Regions from separate parts of the Mus musculus genome. Here region 1 is linked to region 2. Evidence: chromatin contacts called from ENCODE Hi-C or POLR2A ChIA-PET data. All regions are on one chromosome and are shown on one strand. Each heading gives the region's core, a stretch centred on a gene start or an enhancer-like site at or near the end of the contact. The rest is flanking DNA. Distances are from core to core; before and after follow the strand shown.

What was found. Hi-C counts contacts between places; a loop is a spot of excess contacts on that map. ChIA-PET counts read pairs that join two places held with the same protein, here RNA polymerase II (POLR2A).
Region 1: a loop to region 2 is called in a map of heart, with 4 times the contacts of the local background. The contact joins the promoter of 1700034P13Rik here to the promoter of Mybl1 in region 2. A Hi-C loop is called at or near these places in 9 of 37 maps with a recorded cell type or tissue (T-helper 17 cell, gastrocnemius, heart and 2 more). POLR2A ChIA-PET finds 5 or more read pairs at or near these places in 4 of 5 experiments (Patski and embryonic stem cell).

Annotation. Positions count from the first base shown.
Region 1 is chr1:9,746,000-9,749,466 of GRCm38, reverse strand. 1700034P13Rik (RIKEN cDNA 1700034P13 gene) reads right to left here and starts at 1,819. Exons shown (of 4, transcript NR_040462.1): 1 at 863-1,819. Vcpip1 (valosin containing protein (p97)/p47 complex interacting protein 1) reads left to right here and starts at 1,085. Exons shown (of 3, transcript NM_173443.3): 1 at 1,085-3,467. The coding sequence starts at 1,311.
Region 2 is chr1:9,698,595-9,702,077 of GRCm38, reverse strand. It overlaps Mybl1 (myeloblastosis oncogene-like 1), which reads left to right and starts at 1,869. Exons shown (of 15, transcript NM_001290397.1): 1 at 1,869-2,143. The coding sequence starts at 2,124.

The sequences.
Region 1 (3,467 bases), core at 570-3,069, 47 kb before region 2:
GACAGAAAGTTCAAGGTCAATTCTCTACTATAGGGAGTTTGAGGTCTGCCTGGGCTAAAAAAGTAAAACTGTATACTATATATGCATAGAAAAACCTTAATAATTGTGATCTCTAACTGCTAACAGACAACGTTAACTTTCTTTTAAACTTATTTTTTAAACATTTGATGACAAGCAATTTCCTTAACACTTAAAAAAGAAGACAGGTTGGTGGCAAACATCTTTAGTCCCATCACTCAGGAGATAGAGGCAGGTGGATCTCTGTGGATTTGAGGCCACCCTCGTCTATTTAGTGAATTCTACACAAACAAACAAACAAATAAACAAATAAACAGACAGACAGACAGACATACAAAAAGACAAATATAATAACAGGATGTTTTCTTTAAAAGTGTTCTTACAAGTTGGCGATCAGTAATTCTCAAACTGTGACCTTTCATCATTAACCTACCAGCTTATAACTACGAATAAGATAGAAGCTCAGTTACGGCACTTGCTAGCTAAGTGGTAATTTTAAAAAAATGACATCGTATTTGAAAAATTAATATACTTAAAAAAAAAAGTAGCCTCATAGAAAACTCCTTCCATGTTCTTAGGACCTTTAACCCGGACTTCCTAGCAGTGGTGGTGGACTTTAGACCCTCTTCCACACCAATCCTTTGCACTTTTGTTTTCCCCAAGCACACTCCTTTCTGCGCAAGGGGAAAGTGCAGGGGGACACTACCCACAGCAGCCTAGGAATGTGATTTCTCTGACTCTTTCTCGTGGGCCATAGAATGGGGGACAAACTACAAAAGAGATCCAGTTAAAAATACAACTACCGACAAGCTCCGCGAATCATCGACTTCCTTTCTGCCCCCACCTTCCGAGTGCCTTCCTCTTCCTCCTCCCCGCGTGCGTCGAGTCGCTTTGCATCACGGTATTTGAAGTTCTTTCTGGACGGAAGCGCCTAGCACTCCTTCGCGAGAGAGGAGCCGGAAGACTCTGGTTCCCAGAGGGCAGAGCAGAAGCTACGCCTGCGCAGTCTCAGTGAGGGCGTGTATGTCTGTGTCTGAGGGAGAGAGCGAGAGTGAGTGAGTGTGAGTGCGGGGTGGGGTGGTGGCCGTTACGTTCGGGGCAACGGCTAAGGCAGTGGAGAAGTGAGAAGAGAAACAACGTCCGGCGCTTCCGCCTTCGCCTAGGAGGAGGAGGAACTGGTAGGAAAAGGAAAGCCATTCGCCCTGGGCCTGGACTAGACCTCGTCGGGCCGGCGGAGGTCTGGCTATGTGCCTTTGAGGGTCGCTTGGGACGCCGAGCGAGAGCCGAGAGCGATGTCTCAGCCGCCGCCGCCTCCTCCGCTGCCGCCGCCGCCGCCTCCCCCTGAGGCTCCGCAGACTTCGTCGTCTCTGGCGGCGGCGGCTTCTCCGGGGGGCCTTTCGAAACGAAGGGACCGAAGAATCCTTTCCGGGAGTTGCCCGGATCCCAAGTGCCAGGCGCGCCTCTTCTTCCCGGCCTCGGGTTCTGTCAGCATCGAGTGTACCGAGTGCGGACAGCGGCACGAGCAGCAACAGCTGCTGGGAGTGGAGGAGGTGACCGACCCGGACGTAGTGCTGCACAATCTGCTGCGGAACGCGCTACTCGGAGTGACGGGGGCTCCCAAGAAGAACACGGAACTGGTAAAGGTGATGGGCCTCTCCAACTACCACTGCAAATTATTGTCGCCAATATTGGCACGCTATGGAATGGACAAACAAACGGGCCGGGCCAAGCTTCTCCGGGACATGAACCAAGGCGAACTGTTCGATTGCGCGTTACTTGGTGACCGGGCCTTCCTCATCGAACCAGAGCACGTCAACACAGTGGGCTATGGCAAGGACCGCTCCGGAAGCCTCCTGTATTTGCACGACACGCTCGAGGATATCAAACGGGCTAATAAAAGTCAAGAATGCCTCATCCCAGTGCATGTGGATGGGGATGGACACTGCCTAGTGCATGCTGTGTCTAGGGCTCTAGTAGGCCGAGAGCTCTTCTGGCATGCTCTGAGGGAGAATCTTAAGCAGCACTTTCAGCAGCACCTAGCCCGATATCAAGCCCTGTTTCATGACTTTATTGATGCTGCCGAGTGGGAGGACATTATCAATGAATGTGACCCTCTGTTTGTGCCACCTGAAGGTGTCCCCTTAGGCCTGAGGAATATCCACATATTCGGCCTTGCCAATGTGTTACATCGTCCCATAATTCTTTTAGATTCCCTCAGCGGCATGAGAAGCTCTGGTGATTATTCAGCCACCTTTCTACCTGGCCTCATACCTGCAGAGAAATGCACTGGGAGAGATGGTCATTTGAACAAGCCAATCTGTATTGCGTGGAGTAGCTCTGGTAGAAACCATTATATTCCCTTGGTAGGCATAAAGGGGGCTGCCCTGCCCAAACTACCCATGAATTTGTTACCTAAAGCATGGGGTGTGCCTCAGGACCTTATTAAAAAGTACATCAAGCTTGAGGAGGATGGTGGCTGTGTTATTGGAGGAGACAGAAGTTTGCAGGATAAGTACTTACTTAGGCTGGTTGCTGCTATGGAAGAAGTCTTTATGGACAAACATGGTATCCATCCTAGTTTGGTTGCTGATGTACATCAGTATTTCTACAGAAGGACTGGGGTGATAGGAGTTCAGCCTGAGGAAGTTACAGCAGCTGCTAAAAAGGCAGTAATGGACAATCGCCTTCACAAGTGTTTGCTTTGTGGTGCCCTTTCTGAACTTCATGTCCCTTCTGAGTGGTTGGCTCCAGGAGGGAAACTGTATAACTTGGCAAAAAGTACTCATGGGCAGTTGAGGCCTGACAAAAATTACAGCTTTCCCTTAAACAATTTGGTTTGTTCATATGATCCAGTAAAAGATGTTCTGCTACCAGACTATGGATTGAGTAATCTAACAGCTTGTAATTGGTGCCATGGCTCATCTGTGCGAAGAGTCAGAGGAGATGGCTCTATTGTGTATTTGGATGGAGACAGAACTAATTCTAGGTCTACTGGTGGCAAATGTGGTTGTGGATTCAAACATTTTTGGGAAGGTAAAGAGTATGACAATCTTCCAGAAGCTTTTCCTATCACTTTGGAGTGGGGAGGAAGAGTAGTCAGAGAAACAGTATATTGGTTTCAGTATGAAAGCGATCCATCTTTGAATAGTAATGTTTATGATGTTGCAATGAAACTTGTTACCAAGCACTTTCCAGGTGAATTTGGGAGTGAGATCCTAGTTCAGAAAGTTGTCCACACTATATTGCATCAGACTGCAAAAAAAAATCCGGACGATTACACTCCTGTAAATATAGATGGTGCTCATGCTCAGAGAGTTGGAGATGTGCAAGGACAAGAATTGGAGTCGCAGCTACCAACTAAAATTATTCTTACTGGACAGAAAACAAAAACTTTGCATAAGGAAGAATTAAACATGAGTAAAACTGAAAGAACTATTCAACAGAACATC
Region 2 (3,483 bases), core at 620-3,119:
ATCTGAATACACAGCATACAAAACTCTCCCCCAACATCAGAGTCTTGTTCAGCACTACATAAAGCAGTCCAGCTGGCCAGAGAACTTCAAGTGTTCTTCTTTATCTGCCATCATCTGCTGTAGGCGCTCTGGAGATCTGGTCAGCCTTGAGTACATAACACCACCTTGTCTCAAAGTATTCTGTAATACTATCTTTGGGAGGACGTTTCCCTATATAAAACAATGAGAATAAATTTTACTTAAAAATCTGATGCACTTACCTTCAAGTTCTAAAACGGTTGTTTGTATAAAGCTGATCATAACCTAAGAATATCAGTTTTGCTTCCTGTTAGAATAAAAATGGAACAATGCATACCCAAGAGTAAATATGCTTCCAAATGACATTTGAAGACTAGGAGGAGCATTCCATCATGTAGCCCTGGTGAAGCTAAGGTAGATCATGAAGAAAGTCTGGGCTCTATACTGAGTTCAAGATCAGCCTGGGGTACATAACAACACCTTGTCTCAAAAATATTAATTTCTAAATTAGTCTCTCTCTTTAGAAGCTACTATGGAACTCAGAAAATAATTTAAAAGTGCTTTTCCTTCCCAAAATATATCTTGAGAAAAAGGAAGTTATTTTTTTTTTAAAAGCGAGTGTGTATCTACCTGGTTGTTTTGAATTGCAAGCTCATCTTGATTTGTATTTGCACCTGTATCTCTGATTTGCAAAAGACGATGCGTACAGTTTCAAAATAGCAAAAAATGTCAGTTTGTAACAACATTGATCTGTGGTTCATCACTCTATGCAGTAGAGCATGGTGTCTTGCAAATTTGGGCTCTTCGCCGTGTCTAATCGCTACTGTAGTTAATAATCTCCTTGTATGCTTCTTTAACCGTGTAACTGTTGAGAAGTTGCAACTGTAAGAGGCCCCTTCCCCTATGCAAGATTTCAGTTACTCCAGCTTTCAGGCGCACCTCCGGGACTCTGGGTTCCCCGCGAAGAGCATCCCGCCCCCTTTGTAGACGGAGTACGAGGTTGAGCTTCTGGAGCACTATCAACCTTTTCCCGTTCCACGCAAGCCTCGAGATAACAACTCCCCACTTATCACACTTTTATTCATCTCTGGGGAAAACAAAAGACACAACAACAGGGTCTTGGCCAGTTTCCTTGTCCTTTCGGCGCAGAACTAACTCACACATGCTTAAGAAAATAACGGCCGCGCAAGTTTCCTGGCTAGAAGGTTAAGTAGATGACCGCGCCCTTAAGTGGCGAGACTCACAGCGCGAACTAGCGCCCGCGAGGTCCTCCCCTGCCCAGGACCCCGACTGTCCCCGCCCCAGAGGCACGCTCCGCACCCCTCCGGAGGTGGCGGCGGCTGGATCGGCCCCGGCGCCTCTTCCGGCACACACCCGGGGCGCAGAAACTCGCCTTCCCAGCAATCTCCGCGCCCCACTGGGTGGCTCACCCCGCGTTCCGTGTCCTGTCACCTCGGCCCGTGAACCGGCCTCGCGCCTCCCCCATCCCGCCCCGCCCCTCCCCCGGCTCCACGGCGCTCCGGGACTCCCGCGAGTTCCAATCCTGGCTTCTAGCCCCGCCGGCCCCGCCCTCTGCCGCGCGCGCCCTCGCCGCCCCGCCCCCGCCCCCCTGCGCGCGGCCGCCCCAGCCAATGAGGTTCGGGGCCGCGTGCGCAGATTCAAACGGCGGCTCTTGAGGGAGGCTGGGCGCGAGATTCGGCGGTGCGGACAAAACCCTGCAGGAGGCTGCGAGTGCTGCAGTGCTGCTCGCTGCGGGGAGAGGGCGGGGGTCGGCGCCCGTGACGGAGCGGCGCAGGGCCGGCAGCTCTGAGGCGGAGGCGGCGGCGGCGGGCGGGGCGGCGGCGGGCGGGAGCACGCCTCCTGACATGTCCAGGGCATCCCTGGCCGGGCCCGGCCGCGGCTAGGAGCAGTGGGTCTTGGTCCGCCCCTCTGTCCCTCAGTCCCGCCTGGCCCTGACCTGACCGGGCCTGCTTTCCGCTCTCGGTCACCTGAGGGAAGGAGTTGGGGAAGCGGCGGGTGGGTCTCGGAGAGGGAGCATTGGCCCCAGGCTGGAGGAGGCTGACCCCGCGTCCCCGCCCAGCCCGCGCCTATGCGGTACTTGAAGGATGGCGAAGAGGTCGCGCAGGTGGGTGCCATCCCCTCGGACCCGGCCTAGCGGCCCTGTCTCGACTCTTGCTCTCTGTCCTTTCCTGCTGGTCCCCACTTAGGCCCTCTCGAGCCTGGGGGGCATAGGTTTTCCTGTTCGGTGGGTGTCCCACACCCGCTTCGGCCGCGCTGGCCTGAGAGCATCTATCATTATTAGACTCCATCATTATTAGACGACTGTGTGTAGGACTCTCTCTAACAAATGCTCAGGTTGCTGCATTGACGGATTCTCCCACAGCTCACGCCCAGACTTCTAACTTCTCACAGCCACTTTCAGGGAGGTTTCTTGCCAGGTAAGTTTGCCCACTGTCAGGGGATACGCCACGCCAGGGGAAGCGGTTGTGTTTGCCTGGATGACTTGAAATGGGGTTCTCTCCTCTGACTTAATCGTGCCAAATCAAAACAGATCTCCTTGACAAACCTGGGCGGGCACGGTTCTGGGAAATCTTGAGAAGGGAATTCGCTAAATCTCCCTTGTGCGCACTGCTCTTCTGAGCTTTTCTTTTTCTTAGTATCTTCTGAGGACATTGTTACGTTGTTACTATCGAGTAAACTTGATCCTAAACCAATGTGTCTTAGTTACTTTGTATCTCAAGTATTCATGTTTGATTCTGATTGTATCGGCATTGTAACAAGTAGGACACAATGTTGTTGTTGTAGAAAGATGTGCTAGGATGTCTTTATGCACCTAACTTTTATTTTATGCTATTGTAATAGCTACTCCTAAATTGTGTGGCATAATCAGATGACAAAAAAATCTAGTGTCTCGATTTTCAGTATTAAGGAAACCTGAAAAGTATTTCTCAGAATTTCCATTTATCTAGATACACAGCTTCAAAATCTAAGAGTCATATTCCCTGAGCTGAAATTTAGTACTGAGAGTCATTCATTGCAGAGTTTGATTTAAAATAACTACGCATAAAATACTTGGCTTTATTCATATATTCTTCTATATGTAGGTTGGTTCTGCAGATATCAACATAAATTTAATTATGACATAATTACTTTATATAAAGTGGCTGCAGAATAGATTGAACATTGAAGTGGAACAAGTGTGCATATACGCATACACCCACAGGCACACTACCTTGGTCTTTTATCATTTTGGATGAGGTAGTTGTAGGGGTTTTTAGCAGCACCTTTACCTTTACTCAGTAGAAGACAGTAGCCCTTTTTCCTACAGTCAGGACAACCAAAACTGTTTACAGATGGTGCCACATATCTCTGGGGGGATGGAATCTGGACCATGCAGGTAAGAACTGCTGATCTACAACTTCAAAGACATAACATTCCCATCTTCATAAAAGATGCAGATTTAAA